2 separate regions of the Homo sapiens genome follow, and region 1 is linked to region 2. Evidence: chromatin contacts called from ENCODE Hi-C data. All regions are on one chromosome and are shown on one strand. Each heading gives the region's core, a stretch centred on a gene start or an enhancer-like site at or near the end of the contact. The rest is flanking DNA. Distances are from core to core; before and after follow the strand shown.

Evidence for each region. A loop is a pair of places that touch in the nucleus more often than their neighbours do. Pooled maps may share reads with other maps.
Region 1: a pooled map shows a loop between it and region 2 (7-fold over the local background). The contact joins the enhancer-like site here to the promoter of SLC46A3 in region 2. A Hi-C loop is called at or near these places in 6 of 50 pooled maps.

Annotation. Positions count from the first base shown.
Region 1 is chr13:29,435,042-29,442,209 of GRCh38, forward strand. MTUS2 (microtubule associated scaffold protein 2) reads left to right here. Exons shown (of 16, transcript NM_001033602.4): 9 at 4,942-5,008. Among named protein-coding and RNA genes, the nearest start is that of MTUS2-AS1, 49 kb to the right of the region's middle. Within about 2 kb of position 3,855, at least 3 of the 41 ENCODE cell types and tissues checked have a DNase peak (open chromatin) inside an H3K27ac peak, as active enhancers do.
Region 2 is chr13:28,714,477-28,721,772 of GRCh38, forward strand. SLC46A3 (solute carrier family 46 member 3) reads right to left here and starts at 4,494. Exons shown (of 6, transcript NM_181785.4): 1 at 4,020-4,494; 2 at 3,334-3,546. The coding sequence starts at 3,522. It also overlaps the pseudogene CYP51A1P2.

The DNA.
Region 1 (7,168 bases), core at 2,605-5,104, 720 kb after region 2:
CATCTGTGAATAAGAGATAGACCACACCAGAATGAATGGAGAACTCAGCGTGCAAAGGAGAGCGGTACATGAACAAATGAAAGAGGTAGCTAAGAAGAAACAGCTGCTGTTTTGGGGCTTAGATAAATGTTCTTAAAGTGTCAGTTTCCAGTGAAGCCTGTCATAGAATAAACAGAATTTTAGAGGAGTGGCCTCGTTAGGCTTTGCAATTTCTGGACTATATCACCAGGACAGTTTGGATGATTAACACTGAGTTCTATTTTTAGCCCTCTTGAGTGAAAACAGGAGCTCATGTACTTGGCACTCATTAGGAATTTTCCACTCATCCCCCATTTAGAGAGGCACTGATCTAACCCTGGGCCCTTAGAGGAGGCCTTGATCATATTTCAGTCAACCCACAGTGTCATCACCCAGACCAGGCATAGTTTGGGGAATGGAGGGGAGTAATGACTTGAGATCCTTTCCAAGGGAGTCCCGGGTGTTCAACAGAACCTAAGGGCCTTGCAAGATCACACTGGATTCTGTTGAACCTTGATGGATGGAGGAATAACTTTTTGAGGCAAAGAGCAGTAAATGGAAGATTCCTTTAAGTTCACTCTTGCCTAAGGAACAGTGTTCCTGCAGTCACAGCTATTGACTCATTTCATTGCAGGGTGGTACTACGTCATTCTGGTTTGGCTTGCAGGAAGCAAAAAGTAACTTACTTTATGCAGAGGATTCATAAATTAGAAGAGTTGATATCATTTCAAAAACAAGCACTTATGGAGGAAGGGCTGTCGCCAAACTGCGCAGGCTGGCCTCAGCGAGCCAGAGCAGAGCTGTGCCAGCATCTTCAGCAGCAACATATTCAGAGGTCATCAGACAGCATCCTTCTAGAAGCTGGTGGGGAAAACTAAACAACTACTCTCTCAGAAGTTATAGCCCAAGTAAGCGATGCTGAAATGGGTCCAGACGCTGGAAACAGACTAATGTGCAACTCACAAAACAACACCCAGGACACAGACAGGCAGTTCAGGCTGTGGAGTGGGATGTGAATGCAGCCAGGGCATTCTTTCATTGAGACAGAGTAGTCAGGAGCGGACCCTGCCTCTCTCCCAGTCAGACATGAAAAGCTTCATGGTAATAAGTGCTCAGATCCAGGCCGAGGCTCAGTGCAATTTGGATCTTGTTGTTGCATCTATCTAAGCATGGCTAGGAGGGGAAATCTTGGTGTGCTCGTGTTTGATGAAGAGTGTGGACGATGGGTGGAAACTCCTGCCTTTGCCATTTCCTGGTGGGTTGTGCAGGGGCCAGCCACTTCACCATAGAGTCCCAGTTTCCTCCTCCATAAAGGGAAATAAGACCCGGGATGCTCTGGACAGTGTCTGGAGGAGTAAATGACATAAAGGGCTTACCTAACATTGTGCCTGGACTACAGAGAGTGTTTGGTGGTGGACAGCATGAATCACCTGTAGTAATTAGTAAATAATACTTAGCCAGAACTTGCCAGAGTTAAGTTATTTTCCTTGACATTTGAGTCATCAGGTTTGTTGCTTATTTTGGCAGCCAACCCTTCCTTGAAAAGCCATCTAATGACTATAGTTTGGAACTGGCTGGTTTTAGAGCCTGAACTTGCAAAAGGGTGGATGGGGTCATTTTCATTGGGTCTTCGTGATCTGTTTTAATAGCCTCTGCTTCCCCAAATGGAGATGGTACAAGGTCTCTAATCTCACTTCTATCTCCTTTCCACTTCCTTGCCTCTCTCTCTCCCCATCCCCTTCCTTCCTTTCTTTTCTTGCTTTTTTTTTTTTTTTACATTCTCACTTGGTTTCCATCAATCTTATTTGTGTTTCTCCTAAAGCAACAGATGGACAGGGAAGGCCTGACCACAAAACATCAGCATTAGGTTTTCACCAAAGTGATACAAGTCTGAAGGTCTTCATCAGCAGTCTCCCTCATAGTCAGCGCCATACCGAAGAGGCCTGTCCCTCTCATAGGGCCTTCCAGCCACTCCTTCCCCACAGGCCTGATTCTTCTGTGGCTGGGAGTGTGGACTGATTTGTTATGATGTGAGAGATCCCTAGGGCATGACTCTGATAACGTCCAGCAGGGGCCATGACAGGGAGCTGGGGGAGATGTTGGCTTTCAGTTAGAAATTAGAGTTGATTTGTTGTTTTTGTTATTTTCTGATTGTTCACTGCCTGGCCCAGTCTAAGTCTTTGCAACTCTCATTACTCTGAGAGTGAACACTGTATAATGCTATTTCTGGACTGATAAGCATACTATTTCAATTCTCTGGCTGTGTTTAGATAATTATTTAGGAACGTGTTTAGGAATTAGAGAATATGAGTATTCAGAACTATTCTTGACAGTAAAAGCAAGTTGGTTTTTCCACTAGGTTAAGATTATTTCAGGGTCAGTACCAAAATTAGTGCTCTCCAAAATACCAAATTTGCTTAACCTACAGGAACACATTGATTGTCATCTGGTCATATTATACTGCTGTTAGAATGAGTATGTAATCCCTGTGATCGGTCTGATTAGAACATGTTCCCTGTTCTGGCTTCTCCAATCTCTGAACCACGTCAAAAATTAAGCAAAATCAGGGCAGACCAGGAAGGTGCTTACAAAAACAGAGCATAAGGCCAGGCACGGTGGCTCACACCTGTAATCCCAGTACTGTGGCAGCCACAGATTGGACAGATTGCTTAGGCCCAGGAATTTGTGACCATCCTGAGCAACATGGTGAAACCTCGTCTCTACTAAAAATACAGAAAATTAGCTGGGCATGGTGGCATGCACCTGTAGTCCCTGCTACTTGGGAGGCTGAGGTGTGAGGATACATTGAGCCTGGGAGGTAGAGGTTGCAGTGAGCCATGATTACACCACTGCATTCCAGGCTAGGTGACAGAGCGAGATCTTATCTCAAAAAAAAAAAAAAAAGTATAAGACTGATATGCAAATTCTAAATGCATTTAGATAATTAATATGGAAAAGCACCTATTATATATAGGGTGTTATCCAGTTGCAAATGAAATAAAAGGAAACAGAAATATAATAACAACTTACACTTGTATGAGCTTGCTAAATGCTGGACACTAACTACATCACATACATTAATTTAATCCTCATGACAACCCTGCACAGTGGGTGTAGCATTAGAGTAGGAATATTGAGATACAGAGTAGGATTATGCAATAAAATACATGCTCTCAGATGTAGTTGTTAACTCTGAAATTCAGGGAAAACAAGGATGCTATGGGCTGGGATGGAAGGAGAGAACTTCAGAAATGAGATGGGAGGTGTCCGTTGGGTCTGTCTTAGTGTCTTTGGGATGCTGTAACTAAATGTTATAAACTGGGTGGTTTATAAATAACAGAAATTTATTTCTCACAATTCTGCAGTCTGGGAAGCCCAAGATCTAGGCTCCAGCAGTTTCAGTGTCAGGTGCGGGCCACTTTCCCGTAAACATTAGTACCTTCTGGCTGTATCCTCACACGGAGGAAGGGGCAAGGCAGCTCCCTGGGATCCCTCTAATTTTATTCCTGAGGGCTCCACCCTCATGACCTGATCACTTCCCAGAAGCCCCACCTCCTAATATCATCAGCTTGGAGGTGAGGATTTCAACATGAATTTTAGGGGGATTTAGGGGGACACATACCTTCAGACTATAGCAGGGTCCATTTCCCTCAGGGACAGATCTATTGCTGCATTTTCTTAAGGAAACTATTAGCTAATAATTTTTGACTCCCACAATGAAAATAGCTCTCAGTGTATTATGAAATAGAGTTTTATTTTTGGCATGATGAATATTATGACACAGCTTAGCAAATGCCCTCTGGATAACCCGAGACCCTCCCACCAACCCAAAGCAGCACACTTGTTCCCTGCGTCTAAAAACAGCACACCAGAAACAATATTGTGAGAACTGTCTGGTCACATTCCACACACGTCCTTCAGAGGTGCTGAAACCAAAGGCAACGGTGGTTAAGGAAGAAAGAACATTCTCAAGGCCCCGATGATACTCATGCTAGGTATTCGGTCCACATTTTACTCAAAATTCCCTCCCCGGAAATCACTTTGCTTCGAGAGTCCATGCTACAGAATGACAGAGACTTTCTTTGAAGGCCTGTAGTTTTGGTATCTCAAACTTGAAGAGAATTTATATAGCACATCTTTTCTGGTAATTGTGAGTAATAAAATCATAATATGCTGTTTATAGTGACTCAATAACGCAGATTACAAATTCAGCACATCTTCAACTACTTCCCTACTTTATATCAGAGGATGTATTTGATTTGAAAACAACTTAGCAGTCATTTAGTTATACGGGGCATTTTTTGCACTAAATGGTATTTCAAGCCTGAGATTTCCTTTTTTCATCTATTGATGCTGACAGTGGAACAAAAAACTTGGAAACCTTAAATATTGTTGTTGGTGGTATTACAAAGAGAAATGTTTCATGCTAAGCCTTCTGCCCTGATCTTTATTATTGATTAAGTAGCTAATCATGTATGGACAAAAGGGTAAGTTTAAAAAACAGTTGGTAAAACAAGCATTTGGCCCTCAGAGAAATATGGCACAGACTTTTTTAATGGTCGGAAATCTCATAGTAGTGATAATAATAAACACTGTACAATAATATATGGCAATAGATTAATGGGTGGGACACAAATTTGCAAAGAATTAATGCAGGATGATATACAGGAGTGTAATCTAGACAAAAACACAACCACGGGTATTATTAATATTATGATGCAAGCTTTGCCATTTGAATGGGATACAAATGAATGAGTCAGACTTGACTTTGTAAGTTTTTACATGCTTATATAATGTGAAAATTATCTCCTTAAGGACTAGACTTATAAATATTTGCTTAATACGATTCATTAATTAATCATGTGAAAGTGCTTATCTAGCATAAAACTAGGGGACTCTCGGTATCCGTTTTTGTTTTTTCAGAATGAAAGTGCCCTTGTGAAAGAAAAAGAGCTGTCAATCGAACTTGCAAACATCAGGGATGAAGTTGGTAAGTAGGGCATTGACAATGAGGAGCATAAAGAATGTCTTTTCCTGATTCCTGTGAATGTGTACCAAAAGCAATTATGCCTCCTGTAATAAGCCAGTGCAAACCTGCCTAGATGAATGAAGTATCTCACCCAGCACAGTGGTGGGCTGCTGTAGCCTTAGCGGGGAACCATAATTTTCACGTCTCCGTTGTTATAAAGACAGCTTCCTAACAGTTCACAGTGGAACTCATCAGGTCTTGACTGTGCTATTTGCAGATGGCAGCTCATACATCAGTCTGCACTGATCTATCTGGGTCCCCTCTTATAAAACGAGGTGCTGTCTGCAAGATGCAGATGTTCCATGGCTTCCTGCCACTGTCTACCCTGTCGTGAAATACTCTGTGATCTAGAACAAGGTCAAAAGCACAAATCTGGTTGGATTAAAAATACGAGAGTTCATGTTGAAATTTCTAATATTTGGCTGATGAAACGGTTTGGTTCAGTCTGGACCACGGAGACCTTACAAATAAAATGATCCCCAAACCCTGGGGATGTGGCTTTCACCGTAGGTCAAGGACAGGACCAGGTATTTGCCATATTCTCATTGCTTGATCCCATCTTCCCTCTCGACCATCTGTTATTCTCTTTCCCCAGGAATCAGTCAGCAAAGCTGAAATACACATGGTCTGTTCCTATTGCCCGCTATTCTCTTTACCAGTGAGCACTCCTCCTCCATCTAGTGTGGTCCTGGGAGCAGCCCACCATGTGCAGGTGTGGCTTCCTCCGTGAGTGAAGGGATTGGAGCAATCCCAGGTGTCCTTGGCAAGTAGCCAGCCATGCGGATAGGCAGAAGGCTGAACTTCCCCAGGGACCACAGGCCCTCAGGTGTGCAGTGGACAGAATAGTGAGATCCAAGCATAGCTTTCCCCAACCCTTTGTATTCCTCTCTCCCTTTGTTAAAATGTTTTCTTTTTCTCCCCTGTGAGTTCTGTGACTTCTTTTAACATTAAAGTAGGTCTGCAATGGTCTCTTCTCCTCTCTAAGGACAGCAGATGCTTGTGGGGAAACAACAAATAACAGGCCCCTTCCCAGACTTGCTAGTGTGTGATCCGGAGCAGCAGGACCCTGCTACTGCTGCAGGGACACCTACACCCGGACACCCCTTCTCCCCCACCAGGAGAAGCCCAGGGGTTGACGCCAGATGTAGGCTTCTTCCAACAGTCGGCTAGGAAAGGCAGGGTGTGAGGAACCCTGGAAAGCTGAGGTCCATGGGAGCCATATGTGACCTGGCTGGAAAGAGGAGCGGGAGGGGAGAAAGTGGCCCCACTCCCCGCAGACGCTTGCTGGAGAAGTCTCATCCTTCCTCTTTGCCATTGTTGTTGTTTTTATGGAGATTGAGCCTAATTTCTATTTGTTGGGTATCACCCCAAGCAGCATTCACAGTGACAGCTGCAGTGATGACCTCATTGCCAAGGCCTCCATGATTGAAGCCTCTGTGTCCCCATCTGTTTCTTCACCAATGTGGCCACGCCTCATGATCCAGATGCCCACATCTGGCCTCAAAGACCCGTGTTGAGAGTGGCCCCCACTTTTTCCTGAAGGGAAGCTCCTGGTACACTCACTGGTGACCCTGCCCAATGCCAGGGACTGTTTCTGTTCTTCTCTAAGGAAGGACTCACCACCCTTCACCCGTGGAGCCATGGGTCCCATGTGATTGGCTGCCCTCCCGTGCATGCACACATTGTACATGTGTGCACACACACATGCACACATGGGAGCCATCCTCCTCGATGACTCCCATGGTTCCTTTAAAAGGACCTTCTGCCTCCTTCCCCACTGATGGAAACTACCTTATCAAAAAGGATTTTTTTTAATCAAAAAAATCCTCACCTGATGAACTGCAAAGACCCCCTTCTCCACTCACCGGCTTTAGGGCCTGTCCTCAGTTGGAGGTGACTCTGAGGCCTCTCCTCCTGAGCGAAGCTGCCAAAGAACAGGTTTCACCTCTGCTGACCTTCAGGTCAGTTCCCAGGGGATGTGGAGGTGGAGACAGCTGGGAGACCTTGCCTCATCCCCTTCTGGAATCTGCCCCTCCCCACCTTGTAGAGGTAGAGACCCTTGGAGATGGCCCCTGATGACACTGTGGGGGCAGCTCAGAGGCCTAGGGTAGAGGTTCCAAA
Region 2 (7,296 bases), core at 3,244-5,743:
GGTGGCTCACGCCTGTAATCCTAGCACTTTGGGGGGCCAAGGTGGGCGGATCACTTGAGGTCAGGAGTTTGAGACCAGCCTGGCCAACATGGCAAAACCCTGTCTCTACTAAAAATACAAAAATTAGCCAGGCGTGGTGGCGTACGCCTGTAGTCTCCGCTACTTGGGAGGCTGAGGCAGAAGAATTGCTTGAACCTGGGAGGCAGAGGTTGCAATGAGCTGAGATTGTGCCATTGCACTCCAGCCTGGGTGACACAGTGAGACTCCATCTCAAATAAATAAAAATAAAAAGTAAATAAAGGTGGTAGTATGTCATGACCTGAGGAGTAAGATAAACTCAACTTCCAAGGACCAAAATGACAATGACAGATGACATACACACACAGATTGGAAGATGTGTCAATCATTACACTAGTTACTTGATGGAAGAAATTTTGCATGATCTTAAAACATTTTTTGCTTGCCATTGCTCTGTATTTTCCAAAGTCAATATAAAAAGTGTGTGCCATTTGTATACTGGGAAATGCTAAGCTGATTTAAAAAACAGATGTAAACCGTTTTTAGTCATTGAATGAATCACTGAAGGCGATGGTGGTGCCTCCTGGGAAACAAAAATGTTCCTTTGTCCTAAGGAGCAAACAGAGAGTAGGCCACCACTCCAGCGTGGGTGGCAGGTGAGGGTAGGGGTGGTTTCTGGTTCCCAGAGGTCTAAGAGCACCAACTTTAAGGGAAGGGATCTAGAGTAGTAGGTTCTCTTGAATATTAATCCAATTAAGAAACAATAAATGAAAAAGTCAATTTGAAAATTCGGCAAAAATCTTTGACATGAGACCACTGCTGTGGGCAGTAGGGGGCTCTCAGCAGCTGGGCCAGGCTGGAGGTGGGCCAACACTTGCCCCCTGTATGGTTGCAGAAGCCACCAAGCTGGCTGGACCAAGGCCCGTCTTCCCTCAGTCCAAGAGGGCAAGAGCAGCAGACTTTCCCAGACATTCTTGTCCTCTCCTCCCTGGTCCCTCCCACTGCAACCAGGGGGCCTGCTCCTACAGGTCAGCCAAAAGAAAGCACAGAATCAAATACAGAAATTGATGAGCCTGTAAGAAGAAATTTGTTAAAGGATACAAAATTACAGCTAGACAGGAGGAATAAGTTCTGGTGTTCTGTAGCACCACAGGGTGACTACAGTTAACAGTAATATGTTATATAGTTTCAAATAGCAAGAAGGAGGGTATTGAATGTTCCCAACACAAAGAAATGAGAGATGTCTGAGTTGATGGATATGCTAATTAGCCTGATCTGATCACTATACATTGTATGTATCAAAACACCACTGTATACTCCATGAATATGTACAATGATTATCTGTCAATTAAAAAAATAAAATAAGACCGGGCACGGTGGCTCACGCCTGTAATCCCAACACTTTGAGAGGACCAGACAGGAGGCTCACTTGAGGCCACGAGTTCAAGGCCAGCCTGGGAAACAGAGGAAGACCCTGTCTCTACAAAAAAAAAAAAAAAAAATCAAAAATTAGCTGAGTGTAGTGGCACGTGCCTGTAGTCCCAGCTACTCAGGAGGCTGAGGTGAGAGGATCCCTTGAGCCTAGGAGTTCAAAGTTGCAGCGAGCTATTACCACGCCACTCCACTCCAGCGTGGGCAGCAGAATGAGACCCTGTCTCAAAAAGTACCATACATGCATAAATACATAATAAACAAAATAAAATAAAAAACACTTCAGGTGATTCCCATGTCCAGTCAAGGTTAAAAAACACTGTGTTAGAGGTTCCAGGATGGGATTCAAGTATGTATATTAACAAACGTCTCCAGAGCCGAAATCTGAAGAGCATCCCTGCTGTAGGACCCCAACTTTGAAACTAAGAGGATTTGTTAAACTCTATTCTGTTTATGTGTGTTTTTCTCAACCTAGAGAGACTCTGGGCTTCTCGGGTTCAGAGCCGTTTTGCTTATCCTTGTCACCACAGGATAATGTGTGATAAACATTTGTTTAATGCATGAATAAACACTTACAAAAAGAAACTGTGAGCCGATCGAAGCTTCTCACTCCCGGGAATGACCTAGGAGACATTCTTGAAGGGAGATAAGACCGCTGGGTGAGACTCAGGGCCCTTTTTTTTTATGACCTTACTCTACGCCAGAACCTTGATGTCTTCCAGGCTGCTCAGAAATAATCACTCCCAAGAAAACGTTTCCCATGGGAATGAGGAAATGAGTAAGATTAGGGATTGTGCCAAATTGCCTAACCTCACCCCAGCAAGGTTCCACCTGACACCTCGGGAAGTGCTAGAACCTTGCCTCTGGGGCGGTTTGCCATTTCCTCCTTCTCAGGCTCTTCTCCCAGTCACAGAGACTCACAGAGCCAGCAGGAGGTGACTCAATTCCTTTTAATTCATTTCATCTTTCACTGGGAAGGCAGCACCACTCCTTTACAATCACAAAATATCCCCCAGAAGAAGAGTTTAGAGTTTACAGGTGTGATTTGTTTTTGAGGCATTGTAGGAAAAAAAAAAAAATTTCCAAACCTGGATACTATCTCTTTGCATTTTGAAATGGTAGACTTTTGTCAAAAACTGCCCAAGGGACCAGGAGAATGGTGAAGTGCCTGCCTCCTGTTTTACACACAAAAAAACTGGGGAGATTGCTGGAGAGGGAGGAAGAAAGCCTCCTTAATATCTGGCTAAACATCTTTGGTGTCAACGGTGGGTACTCCCCACTCCAGATGTCCCCACACAGCTGCTCCTCAACACGTGAGAGCCAAGGCTGATTTGATACCACCACCAAATAATAAATGCTCCTCCACCCCACCCTGTGACAGACACTGGCTCACAATCTTCAGTGATGGGCCACTTTCTAGAGTCCCTGAAAGCTGGGACATGCAGAAACAGTAAAAGGATTGGGGAAGAATAGAGCAAGTGAGAGACAGAAACACCATGTTTCAGCCACCCCTGTCCACCAAGTAGCTCATTCCAGCCTGCCCTGCCCCAATTTTCAGACTTTTTTTTTTTTTTTTTTTTTTTTTAGGACAAAGCAAGGAGACAGCCACAGAAGAGATGACACTGTGGTGAAATTTTCCGAGAGAAAGGAGAAGAGCTAGTGTCACAGAGCAGGAGGGTGTTTTAAGAAGAAGAGGCAGATTTGAAAGGTGTCAGGAAACTTCAAATGAGGTGAGTTCCCAGTAAAGGCCATTAGGTTTGGGATTTAGGACTTTGATGGCCGCCCTAGAGAGACCAATGGATGATGAGTTCACGGTCCTCTTTAACTCAAAGCCCGGTATACATTCCCATTTTATTAAATACTATGGATATTGTAATTTCTTACCTCCTGGAATGCAAAAATTGGGCTGCTTTTGTTTTTTTCACACTCAGAAATATTGCTATCAGATGAAAAAGTGTAGTTGCCAGTTTCTTCCCATATTCTCCGATAAACATATTGCGTTGTCAGTGGACCGGTCAAAGTCATAGCAAATGCACTAAGGAAAATGGCAGGTTCTACAAATAAAATCTTCATATTGCCTGGGTAGGTAGCTGTATTCTATAAAAAGTGAAAACGGAGAAAGATCATCTGTCTCATCCCAGAGGCTAGATATTCAAAGATGGGTAAGTTTGAGCAATTTTGTGGAGTAAATGTTTAAACAAGCAAACTAGAGAACAGAAAAGGCAGTAAGCACTTTCTCAGAGAATAACTTTTACTTTGGAGTAGAGTACTCTGTAACAACCTGAGGCTGCCATGCTTTCCATTTTTATGAGTAGGACATTGTAGGACTCAAGCCGCCTTTGAGTCTTTGAAATCATAAACTGTCACCCATCTTGGTTAGCCAATGATCACAGTACAGTTCCCACACTGTATATTGCCAACTGATTTTTCGTAAGTTCAACAATGAGGTTCCTTTTGGGAAGCGACAGTTGCACAATTGTTATTGTTATTTTGCTGCGTATTAAAAACGGACAGGGAGGGGGCGTTTTAAAAAGCAGCTCCCAATCGAAAGGGCCTTATTTTTAACTCACCCCACGATTACAGTCTTCCTGCCAGGCTGGGTACAGGTCGGGCCGTGCCAGGGGCTGTCGCCTCGGATGCCCTGCGCTCGTGCGCGCCCGGGTTCAAGGGCAGCCTCTGGACTGGGGCAACAGAGGACGCGCCGGGGACAGTAACCTCGGACTACGCGGCCGGCGCTGGGGTGGGGAGAGTACTTTCCCGTCGAACTCGACCAAATTACGCTTGTCGGGGAGTCTCAAGCGTATTGTAAAGCAAACCTCGGCAAGCGCACTTCCGCGTCCCGAGTGACACCTGCAGGGTTCTCCGGCAGCCCTCGGCTTCCCCGCGGCCCTGCGGACCTCGGCCTCAGCGCGGCGCGGCGGGGCGCGGAGCAGCTGCTCCTTCTGCGCAGTGGACAATCGGCCAATCGGCGCCTCCGTCGGTCGGTCAGCGGCCCTGCCAGCGCTAGGCGATGACTCGGCCGCAGCCAGCTGAGCATCGCTGTCCGCCGAGGAGGCGGGGTCGGCTGCCGCGGCGCTGTCACTGTTCTACCCGGCTCTCCTGCGATTGGGCCCAGCGGTCGGTGCCCCAGCGGCGATTGGTCCACCCGGACGTCACTCTCCCCTGGAGAGTGGCTAGTGGATCGTGCACCCACCCTCGGAGGCCCGGAGTGGATCCCGCGCGACCGAGCAGCCACTCAGCACCGCTGTTGAGTGGTGGGCCGCGCCGCAGGCTCAACAGCTCTGGAGTTGCAAAGCATTTCTGAATCCGAATATCCTTTCTCATAGAAACACATAAAACAACAGTTGGAAAAGTAACATGTTTGGGCTGTAGCCCCCAGCAGGATCCCGGTCGGCCCGCAGAAGAGGGGAATGGGCGCAGGTGGAGGGCATAGGAAAGAGAGTGCTCAATGCAGAGTTAGCGGAGGGTTGGAATGTGGTCGCTGGCTTTTCCTGGGGAGGGGAGGGGGGACTTGGGCAAATCGTTAAATTTTCATGAACCTCCATGTCTTTATCTGCCACGTGGGGATGATAAGTCTTACAGGGTTGTCTAATTAAACACTCAGCATGTATACACAACACAGCCCCTGGACATAGGAGGAGTTGTCAGTGCTCTCCAACACACCCACCAGGAACAACTTGTAGTAAAAGAATTGAGCTACTACTTCTTGAAGCCAGGAGAAATGCATGCATGAGGAACCGTGGGGGCATCTCAGTAAGAAGGTGTTAGAATTTACTATGGGCTTGCGTTATGTGATTTTGGGAAGAGTTCAAGAAAGCAAGGCCTTACTCTGGATTGGTTGCTGTCAGGAAATGGCAGTAATTCTATGATTGGGTATCTTAATAAGTCTTATTTAGGAGTCAAGACTAGACAGAGGCTAAAGCCATGAATGATAAAGAAGCAACAGTCACACATATTTGTCATTTTTGTGGTTTAGACAGTGCCTAAATTTTGTCCGTGTTCAGACAAAATTATGACGTGGTCTTGTTTTTGTCTTGATCATGGTTACAGAATGCTCTTGTCTGACTTTGGTGTTCCGTGAAATTGTTTTCATTCGACAGAACACCATGGTCCAGAAAAGTTCTTAGCAACACCAAGGCCCAGCTGATAGTTCCAGCACCTGGATGTCAGAGCTGCTTTCTCTTCCTCAGCACTCCTTAAATGACAGTTGTGTCACTGAATGCAGAGTTAAACGTCTTAGGTTTGAGTCCTAACTGATACTTAGTAGCTGGTAACCTTGGACTTGCCACTTAATCTTACTTCCCAGCTTCTTCAAATCAGCATTTATGAAGCACTTGTTATGAGTTTCAAACAATGGAGCATGGATATTGGAAAGAAGATAAACAAACATGAGTAAGATACAGTTTGCAAGGAAGACATAATATTTTAAGTTGCAGTACTTTGTACTAAGTACTATATTATTCTAAACGGCACTTAGAAGATGTCCTTTTTTTTTTTTTTTTTTTTTGAGGTGGAGTCTCGCTCTGTCACCCAGGCCGGAGTGCAGTTGCAGGATCTTGGCTCACTGCAACCTCCGCCTCCCGGATTCAAGCAATGATCCTGCCTCAGCCTCCTGAGTAGCTGGGGTTACAAGTGTGCGCCACCATGGCCGGCTAATTTTTGTATTTTTAGTAGAGACAGGGTTTCACCATGTTGACCAGGATGATCTTGAACTCCTGACCTCAGGGGACCTGCCCACCTCAGCCTCCCAAAGTGCTGGGATTACAGGCATGCGCCACCGTGCCCTGCTGAAAATGTCCTTTCTTATGGGGCAAAAATAATTAATGTCCAATATACTTCCACGCTTTGCATTCCTACTCTTCCACACGAAGAAGAAAGCCAGGTCTTCTTAATGAGTTCTGCTGCTGATCGCTATGGTGACAACAGTCATTTTTTTTTTGTATTTTTTCAAAGAGAATTTTAATGTGAAAAATTAGCAGAGTTTCTGCCTTCACAATTAGAGTTTAACATGAGTCTTCCAGTGTTTTAAAAAGAACTGTAATATACGTAAAGCAAAATATTTTGGCATCATCTAGTGAAAACAGACAATGTGGTATTTTTTCAGCCATCTCATATAGTTAGGCCCTGAGTTATAATTTGAGATAAGTGATTCCTAAACAGAATGTGCTTTACAGAATGTGACCAATTATATTACTCCCAAGGACCTTGTTTCAGATTATATTAAAACCAGAGTTCACTGATCTCACATTTTAAAAAGAAAAAAAGTTTGTTAACTGTTTTAATCAACATAAGTAGTAACAAACATCCCTAATTGGATTCTAGAGAGGAAGCAGGGAGGGCCAGGCATGTGGCTCATGCCTGTAATCCCAGCACTTTGGGAGGCCGAGGCGGGTGGATCACGAGGTCAGGAGTTCAAGACCAGCCTAGCCAAAAGAGTGAAACCCTGTCTCTACTAAAAATACAAAAATTAGCCAGGCGTGGTGGCAGGTGCCTGTAATCCCAACTACTCAGGAGGCTGATGTAGACAATTGCTTAAACCCGGGAGGCGGAGGATGCAGTGAGCTGAGATCGCGCCACTGCACTCCAGCCTGGGCGACAGAGCGAGACTCCATCTCAAAAAAAAAAAAAAAAAAAAAGAGAGAGAGAGGAAGCAGGGAACAACTGAGCCAAAACAAAATTATCCCCTAAGGACTTGACTTTGGACTTCCACATAAATGTGACCTTGAAGACCTAGATACATATTTATCAGGTAAATATGTAATTATTTCGTAATTAGATCAAGATACATGAGCAGTTTTTGGCATTAATAATTACATTATTTTTAGGAAATCTTATCAAATATGGTCC